Linked DNA regions of Homo sapiens: region 2 is linked to region 1. A link is a contact called in ENCODE Hi-C or POLR2A ChIA-PET data. All regions are on one chromosome and are shown on one strand. The core of a region is the stretch at or near the end of the contact, and the rest is flanking DNA. Distances in the headings are between cores, read along the strand shown.

Region 1 (4,414 bases), core at 1,905-4,404:
GTCTAACATTACCTGAAAACATAGACTAGAATAGTATGGACCTAAAAAATGAGTACTCAGGAGAAGTAACATCATCAAGCATTTCTGCAGCTCCCTATTCCCACTTTATTTAGAACTGAAACATAACCTATACTCTTAGTTCAGCAGTAATTAGACCATAAAAAACGGTGTTTCATCAGATGTTCCCCAACTAAAGAGTCACAGACACAGATGTTAAACTGTTGATTAATTTTTAACTAATTTCACCTTTTTTTTTGTTAAATCAAAGTTCTGATGGTACTAAATCAGTAGATTGCACAAGATATCCTTAAAAAGCATTTAAAATATTTCATATGAAAGAACAAATACTAACTTATATGGTATTTGTGTTCGAGGTTCCCTAATGTAAACAAATTTAACAGTTTTCTGTGTATCCACCGAGCAACTAGAATTTAAAATATCCTATCACAAGATGATTCCTGAGAATCTCCACAAAAAAGAAAAACTTATGGCAGAATTGGAAAGCCAAGATTCAATACTGAGTCAATAGACTTTTTGAGAACATTTATACTAAAATTTTAAAATCAAAATACGTGTCAAATGATGATTTTTTTTTTTTTTTTTTTTTTTTTTTTTTTTGAGACAGGGTCTTGCTCCGTCACCCAGGCTGGAGTTAGTGGCGCGATCATAGCTCACTGCAATCTCTGCCTTCTGGGCTCAATCCATTCTCCTGCCTCAGCCTCCCAAGTAGCTAGGACTGGAGACATGTGCCACAATTCTCGGCTAAGTTTTCTGTTTTTTGTAGAGGCAGGTCTCACTATGTTACCTAGGCTGGTCTCCAACTGCTGGGCTCAAGCGATCATCCTTCCTCAGCCTCCCAAAGTGCTGAGATTACAGGCATGAACCACCACACCCAGCCTAAATTATGGATTTAAAATTTAGTTGCACAGCTATGCTTTCAACTTAAAGCTAAGCATACCAATTATATACAAGTCTCAGGAATAATGAAAATTTTGTTTCTGATGACAATCTTGAGCCAAAGTATAGCTTATCTTCATTATTAGGCTACATTCAATCATGTATAAACTGTACTGAAGAAAAAACTTTACTTTTCAAGAGACCCAGGCATATAGTTGATAATCTAACTACACACTTCCCCAAATGTGAAGACAGCTAAATGGGTATCCATTTCAGCAATGGGACACCCAAAAAAGAAGAGGTAAAATGTATTTTCTGAGCTGTACTTGGCTTAGTTGTACCAGTTGACTAGGTGGTTTGATGTAACAAATGTTTTCTAAGACATTTCCCATATATATGGGCACAATATCATATGAAAAACCCTAAGGAGAAAAAGAAAAAACTTTAAAAACTTTTTTGAAATATCTTTAAAAGTTTTGGGATGATTAATAAAGGGTCTGACCTTCATGACTTGTTTTCCAGACTTGACAACAGGACAGTTATGTACAAAGATCACCTATGGTCCCAAATAATCACATCTCCTGTACAGTAAAACAGTAGTATGGTAATTTTTTTAAAAGGGCAGGACAGTTTCAGAAATACACAAATCAAAACTGAATAAGAGTCGAAATCTTTTCACAATCCAGACAGACCTTTTAAGACGATATGGGGGAAAGCGAAACAATGGAGCAGGAAAAAGAGATATGGTCTAAATTGATTAGAGAAACTTCCATGTAACAAAATTTGTAAAAAAAAAAAAAAAAAATTTGTAACTCTCTCCCCATCTCATCTCCCCAGTTTGAGTGCTTTTTTGCAACCATTTGACACGTAATCTATTCAACAAAGTTCTTAGCTATCGTTATGTCACTGGTTTCTTTTACGTAAGTTTTTCTTATATCAAATTGGCAAAAAGAGATATGGAATTCAGGAACTTGTAACACCATTAGTAACAAGACAGCCCCGCAAATATTTTGAAAATTAATTTACGAACTTGTGATCGTCTGAAGCATACTTTCAAATTTAATAAGCCAAGCATGATCATTTGTTAGGCAAACCGTTATGCAACACCTTTCTGTCCCTGAATTAATTACTTTAGAACCATAAACAATACTTTTCCTTTTTTAAGGACAAGTACTATCCATGTTGCAATTTTCTCTTAAGACTGCAAAACTGCTGCTCTTGCCCCCAGAGATAAAGCAGTTTTCTTAAATTCCAAATTTCCAGGAATATGACAACTACTTCTCTAAGGAATAGAGAATGAAAAAAAATATACTGTCAGCAATTTTAAGAACCACCTCCTCGTATAAGCAGGGATCCAGGCTGCTATGACATTTCCAAGCTCCTCAGAAACTATCTACCATGCTGCCACAAACAACAGAAAAGAACTCGAGGGTAGGAGCAATGCCATGTTGAATTTAACGTTGCACCAACACCTCCTTCGAACTTAATCTGAAGTTATCCGTTATCTCAGCCTATCTTCACAACTATCCTAAGAGGTAGGTAAGGGAGCTGGCTGGCTGCCCAGCCTCTACGGAACACACAACCTGGCTAAAGGACACGCACTCCAACTAGACAATGGCAAACCATTCTAAAGTCTAGAAGAAGGGTACTCCAGCAAAGAGTAATGCCGCCTAGATAACCCCAAACTTAAATCCTCCAAGCGTTTCCCCGCCTCGCAGTTTCGCCGACTCAGGGGCCCCCGGGGAACTGGGGCTGGGCTGCGGGGAGGTCGCGGAGGAGCAGGGCGAGGGGCGGGAGACCGAGCGATGCCCGCCCGACGCTCACCTCGCGCACCTGGGCCGGGCGGGAGGAGCAGGGATGCTCAGAGGACAGTAGCTGGGTGACATCCCCTACCTGGCCCAGCTACTCTGACTCACCTGCGGAGCCGATTTCCATTCATGGAGCTGGGGGGAGTGCTTCGAGGGAGAACGGAGCCCGCCACTGGCGGCAAGGAGGCGGCCCGGGGGGCGACGCGGCGCGACGCGACGGGCACTCTCACTCGGCCCCGAGGCGGGGGCGGCGACGGCTTCCCCTGAGCAACCGCACTCCGAAAGCTCTGGGCCGGAAGAGTCGCGGACGGAAAACGGCACAGGACTAGGCGAGAGGAAGGGGAGATGTGAGGCGCGGACAGAGGGGAGTCCCGTCCGGAAGTTGCATCGCCCGCGGCCGCCGACGCTCCCACCGCTCCTCCACGACTGCGGGCCGCCGCCGCCGACCTGCCCGGGGCCGCCCCGGAAGCTCGCCGGCGTCAGTTCCGCTGCCTGGCTTGCCCGGCGTCCTCGCCTCGCCTCTGGGCCCCGAGCCGTGCCGGAGCGACGTCGGGGCAGGAGCGGCCGGCGCGGAGGACGCCGGGGAGGTGTCCGGGAGCCGGGCCACATGCGGCGGGCTCGGCCGTACCCCGCCGGGCCGTGCCGGCCGGAGACAACGCGGAGGGGCAGGACTACTCGCGCCGCACGAGTGGGGGCGGTGCCTGTCTGCGACGACGTCGCGGCTGGCGGCGGGGCTTACCTGAGGAGTAGCCTACCTGGAGCCGGCGGGTGAAGGACCCCGAACTGCCGCGGAGGCCCCGAGCCGAGCCCGCTGGGGTAGGGCCACCCTCCTTCCTGAGCCCCCGCCACGCCCAGTCCGATCCACCCCACGCGCCGCCTCCTCACAGGCGGTCAAGTGACCACCGCAATTGACCTAAGTCCTAGGCTGCTTTAACGACCATTTTTAGGAAAAAAAAAATGTATTATAGTTTGGAAAAGATGACTAACAAACAGGACACTACACAAACATCAGATCGAGTAATTTCCATGTTTAAAACTCTTTAATAGCGCCTCGTCACACTTGAAAACCCAAACTCCTTTCCAGGGTGAAAACGCACGGCGTAAATGGGCCCCGCCTGTGCTACAGCTATACTGGTTGGCTTCCAATTCTCCCAACGGGCCAACCGCTGCTTTTTTCTGACTTGGAGCTTCTCTGCTTTTGGTTCCCTTGGCCAGGAACCCTCTCTCTCTTCTCCACCCTCCCCTTACGCCCTACCCCACAGCTTTTTTTTGCGTCTCAACGAAAGACATCTGAGACGCCTTTTCCGGACCACCCATCTATGGTGGGGCACCTGTTAGTCTACTACAGTATTGCCTTGGTAGCCCTTTGCCCAGTCTGTTATTTATTTACTACTTGTGTGCCCCCCACCTCACTTGAATGTCAGGCAAATATTAGGTCCTTAATAAATATTTGTTGCCTTAATGAAACATACTATTTTATTCAGGCTGAGGAATCATTCATAATTTCTCCCCATGTCCCTATGCTTCAGTAATACGGTTTTTTTTAATCAAAATAATTTTTTAAAGAGGAAAAGGAGAAAGAATATCCTATCTTCAGTTCCCCTCACTGTGGGACTTTGGATCAGTCACTTGATCTCTCTGGGCTTCAATTTTCTTATCTGAAAAATTGAGAGAACAGCATGTACCTTACACAGTTTGTAAGGTTAGGT
Region 2 (4,362 bases), core at 1,521-4,020, 2.1 Mb before region 1:
CATAAAGGGAATGAGGTTTAGAGAATGATATGCCCAAGAACACAGAACTAATAAGTAGCAGAGCCAAAACTAGAACCCATTCTCCCTAGGGCCATCACAGTAGACTGAGTCCTCTTCTGTTGCGAATAATCTTAACATTTTGGGAAATGCATACACTTCTCCAGTGTTTAAACTTGTATAATAGGCCGGGTGCAGTGGCTCATGCTGTAATCCCAGCACTTTGGGAGGCCACGGTGGGTGGGGCATCTGAGGTCAGGAGTTCAAGACAAGCCTGGCCAACCTGGTGAAACTCCACCTCTACAAAAATACAAAAATTAGCCGGGCATGATGGCAGGTGCCTGTAATCCCAGCTACTCAAGAGGCTGAGCTGGGAGAATTGCTTGAACACGGGAGGCGGAGGTTGCAGTGGGCCAAGATCACACCATCGCACTCCAGCCTGGGCAACAGGGCGAGACTCCGCCTCAAAAAAACAAACAAAAAAAAACTTGTATAATAATTTGGGTAGGATTTTTAACAGTCATCTTTCTCATCTTTTATCCTTCAAGTGATGCAATAAATAACTATTTAAGGCCAGGCTCACACTTGCAATCCTAGCACTTTGGTAAGCTGAGGTGGGCAGATCACTTGAGCCCAGGAGTTCGAGACCAGCCTGGGCAACACAGTGAGACCTCATCTCTACAAATTAAAAAAATAAAATAAAATTAGCTGGGTGTCACAGTACACGCCTGTGGTCCCAGCTACTCAGGAAGCTGAGGCAAAAGAATGGCTTGAGTGAGGGGGTCGAGCCTGAAGTGAGCCGTGATTGCCCCACTCACTCCAGCCTTGGCAACAGAGGGAGACACTATCTCAAAAACATAAGTAAAATAATACCAAACCTCCCCTAATAATTTTAACTTTAATTACAGCAAAGGGAGGTTAACAGAGTAGAGAAAGCAAGCTAAAGGGTCAAAAAAGCAACAACATGAGGTGAGGCAGAAATCTTGAAATCTCTCATGTCCACCTGAATGTACAATCGCATTACAAAAGGAAACCTGGTATTGTATCTGAAATAGTTTACGTAATAACACATACACCCTCCATACAAAATATCTTCAGTAGCTCCCCTGCTGCCCTACTGAAGGATCTGCAGGATAAAGTCCAAACTACCCAAATATGGAACGTTTGTGTCAACGGTTTACCCACCTTTTCAGGATGGTCTTCTTCTCACCTCTTCTACACAGGCCATCTGTTCCTACTCAGCCATGGCCATGCCATGTCCACAGCCAGCTCTGAAAGCCCTCTGTCTTCTCTGCTAATCCAATTCCACTACTTACAACTGTGACTTTGGATATACTATTCAATCTCTTTAAGCACCAGATTCCTCATTTGTAAAATGAGGAATGAGGGTAACATCCACTTCAGAGGGATGTTGTAGGATTACATGAGACAATTGTAAAAACATGCAGGGCTGTGCCTAGCATATAGTAAGTGCTCAAAAGGTGATAGTTTTGGCCGGGTGCAGGGGCTCACGCCTGTAATCCCAGCACTTTGGGAGGCCAAGGCGGGTGGATCACCAGAGGTCAGGAGTTCGAGACCAGCCTGGCCAATCTGACAAAACCCCGTCTCTACTAAAAATACAAAAATTAGCAGGGCATGGTAGTGTGCACCTGCAGTCCCAGCTACTCGAGAGGCTGAGGCAGGAGAACCGCTTGAACCTGGGAGGCGGAGGTTGTAGTGAGGCGAGATCGTGCCACTGCACTCCAACCTGGGCAACAGAGTGAGACTCCATCTCAAAAAAAAAAAGTTTGATATATGCTATTAAGCAGGAAGACTGAACTGTAGTTAAGAGGCCTTAGTTCTATCCCATCAGTCAGCTGCACAACTCTTTCCCCTGTCTTCCTCATCTGTAAAACTAAGTTGGAGCACATATGTATGTCTAAGGGCCTTTCTGAATCAGATATTAAGCACGGGATTCCTGACAGTGTATCAACTGATTCTGCATATAAGCTTATTTCTACTCAACCTCCCTACACAGACACACCCACCATAGAAATCCTAGAACTGTTTACTCTGCCTGAATCTGGTGTTTGTAACTGGACAAGTCACCACTCTGGACCTCAGTTTCCTCATCTGTATAATGGGAATGGAAAAGGCCAACATTAAGGGGTAAGGCTTAAACAAAAAGCACATATGGCAGATCTTCATGAACCACAAGCCCAGCGTGATGATGATACCACATTAGTAACCACAGTCTCTTCGGTCAGGGCCCCCATATGCAGCAGGCGGAGCTGCCCATTAGACGTGGGATCCAATTTCAGCCCAGCAGTTGTTGCCTACATGAGCTCTGACCTCAACTCCTCAGAAGAGACCAGGCACTTGACAGACATCTTACTCAATCACCACACTGAAATCTTCCAGAGCAGGTTTTATATCCCCAAGGAAAGGGGGGCACCCCTGCTTTTCCTAGAACGGAAACGACAAATCCCCTCCACTCGTTCCCACGAAGCTCCGCCCCAGCCACGCCAGCGTCATTAACATACATTTACGTGCATTTATATACTATACAGTTTGGACCCGGATCCCACGGTGGCGACAGGGTTGGGGCAAGGGTAACACATGGCGACAAAGGCCAGCACTTGTGGGGCCTGTATGGTCCTACCTGGCTTCGCTCTCTGTGTTCCCGCTGCCGGGACTTAGCCGCCTTCCGAAAAGCCGCCGCCATGTCTGTACAGCCTTGGAAAAGATCAGTGGAGAACGCCGGATCCGCACTGCCTCTGCCGCCAAGTCCACTGATTCCTACCGGAAATAGGCCTAGCCGCCGGCGGTTTAGAACCGCCTACTTCCTCTAAGCAACCTATCCGGAGCCGGCTTTCAGGAAGTACGTCATTTAACAGAGGCAGTCACCGCAGGCTGCTTCTGGGAAGTGTAGTTTCCCAGATATAGTCTCGTGACTCTATAAGAGCCAGTTCTTATTCGCTAGCGCCTGTCCACGCTACCCAGATCTCGCCTTCGCGCTTGGCCCGCGTGGGCACCTGGGAACACGTGGCTGGCACTGGCCTCCGTCTGAGCTGGGCTTAGCGTGTGCGCATGTGCAGTCACTTACAGCTCGGCACGGGTTGCTGTATCTAGAAGGTATGTTTAAAGCTAGAGCAGTACGGATTTAACAGTTTTGGGGCTGGCTGGGCGCGGTGGCTCACGCCTGTAATCCCAGCACTTTGGGAGGCCAAGGCAGGCGGATCACGAGGTCAGGAGCCTGCCCAACATGGTGAAACCCCGTCTCTACTTAAAAAAAATACAAAAATTAGCTGTGCTTGGTGGTGCGCGCCTGTAATCCCAGCTACTCGGGAGGCTGAGGCAGGAGAATCACTTGAACCTGGGAGGCAGAGGTTGCAGTGAGTCGAGATGGCGCCATTGCACTCCAGCCTGGGCAATAGAGTGAGACTCCGTCTCAAAAAAAAAAAAAAAAAAAAAAAAAACACTGTTGGGGCTCAGGACTCACCACTCCAAAATATGACTGTGGGAGGCCAGAATATGCCACCCCAAAATATATATTTCTCTGGCTTGTTTCTTAAAGCTGGTTATGCTGAGAAACTGCAGATACAGGAGTTGCTCTGAAAAGCTGTCCTTCCTTTTGTAGAAATAAATTTATCACCTACAAAGGAAATCTACATTTTTAGTGAGGTATCTGTGTCAAGAAGAGGGCTGACAACTATTACTTCCTGAGAGATTTTATCTCCATAACAGGACATTTCCTCCTCTCACCTTCCCATAATATGTGTTGCCACCAGCCCCCAGAGGCCCCATGCCACTATTCTTTTCTGTAACTTGGGACACTATATAAACTTCATTCATCTGACCTGTCCATTTTTTGCTCCTCTACAACAGTGTACAGGAAAAAATATTCTATAGAGAGACAAGAGACCTTAAAACCATAACTGGCTCTGCCATTCACTTACAGGCTGTGTGACTTTTGGCAGGTTTCTTGACTTTAATGAGCATCATTTTTCTCAAGCATAAAATGAGGATAATAATAACATACACTTCTTGCCTCATATTGCTGTCAAGAGCTCACAGTTGAACTGAGGAGTCATATCTGTAAAGAGCATAGAAGGAAATCACCCAATGACAATAGCTATAAAGTTCTGAGTCCCTCACATCCCTAAGGGAATGGCTGGTTGACGATATGCGAATCAGAGGCAGTACAAGGTAATGACCCATGAGGTGTGTTCTGATGCCACCCCAGTCAAGGTAAAGTTAGATTCACTGAGCCTCCATCTCCCCATCTGTAAAACTGAGGTAATAATAATACTATACCCACAGGACTGTTTTGATGATTAAACGAAATATGTTGGTTTTTTGTTTTTTGTTTTTTTTTTTGAGACA

What was found. A loop is a pair of places that touch in the nucleus more often than their neighbours do. ChIA-PET counts read pairs that join two places held with the same protein, here RNA polymerase II (POLR2A). Pooled maps may share reads with other maps.
Region 2: a loop to region 1 is called in a pooled map, with 4 times the contacts of the local background. The contact joins the promoter of UTP11 here to the promoter of AGO3 in region 1. A Hi-C loop is called at or near these places in 1 of 50 pooled maps. POLR2A ChIA-PET finds 5 or more read pairs at or near these places in 2 of 52 experiments (WTC11 and activated naive CD4-positive, alpha-beta T cell).

Annotation. Positions count from the first base shown.
Region 1 is chr1:35,929,845-35,934,258 of GRCh38, reverse strand. It overlaps AGO3 (argonaute RISC catalytic component 3), which reads right to left and starts at 3,154. Exons shown (of 19, transcript NM_024852.4): 1 at 2,814-3,154. The coding sequence starts at 2,832. AGO1 (argonaute RISC component 1) reads right to left here. Exons shown (of 19, transcript NM_012199.5): 19 at 3,727-4,414. RefSeq lists enhancers at 1,967-2,489, 2,490-3,014, 3,015-3,538 and silencers at 2,652-2,991, 3,002-3,511.
Region 2 is chr1:38,011,142-38,015,503 of GRCh38, reverse strand. UTP11 (UTP11 small subunit processome component) reads right to left here and starts at 2,770. Exons shown (of 8, transcript NM_016037.4): 1 at 2,639-2,770. The coding sequence starts at 2,701.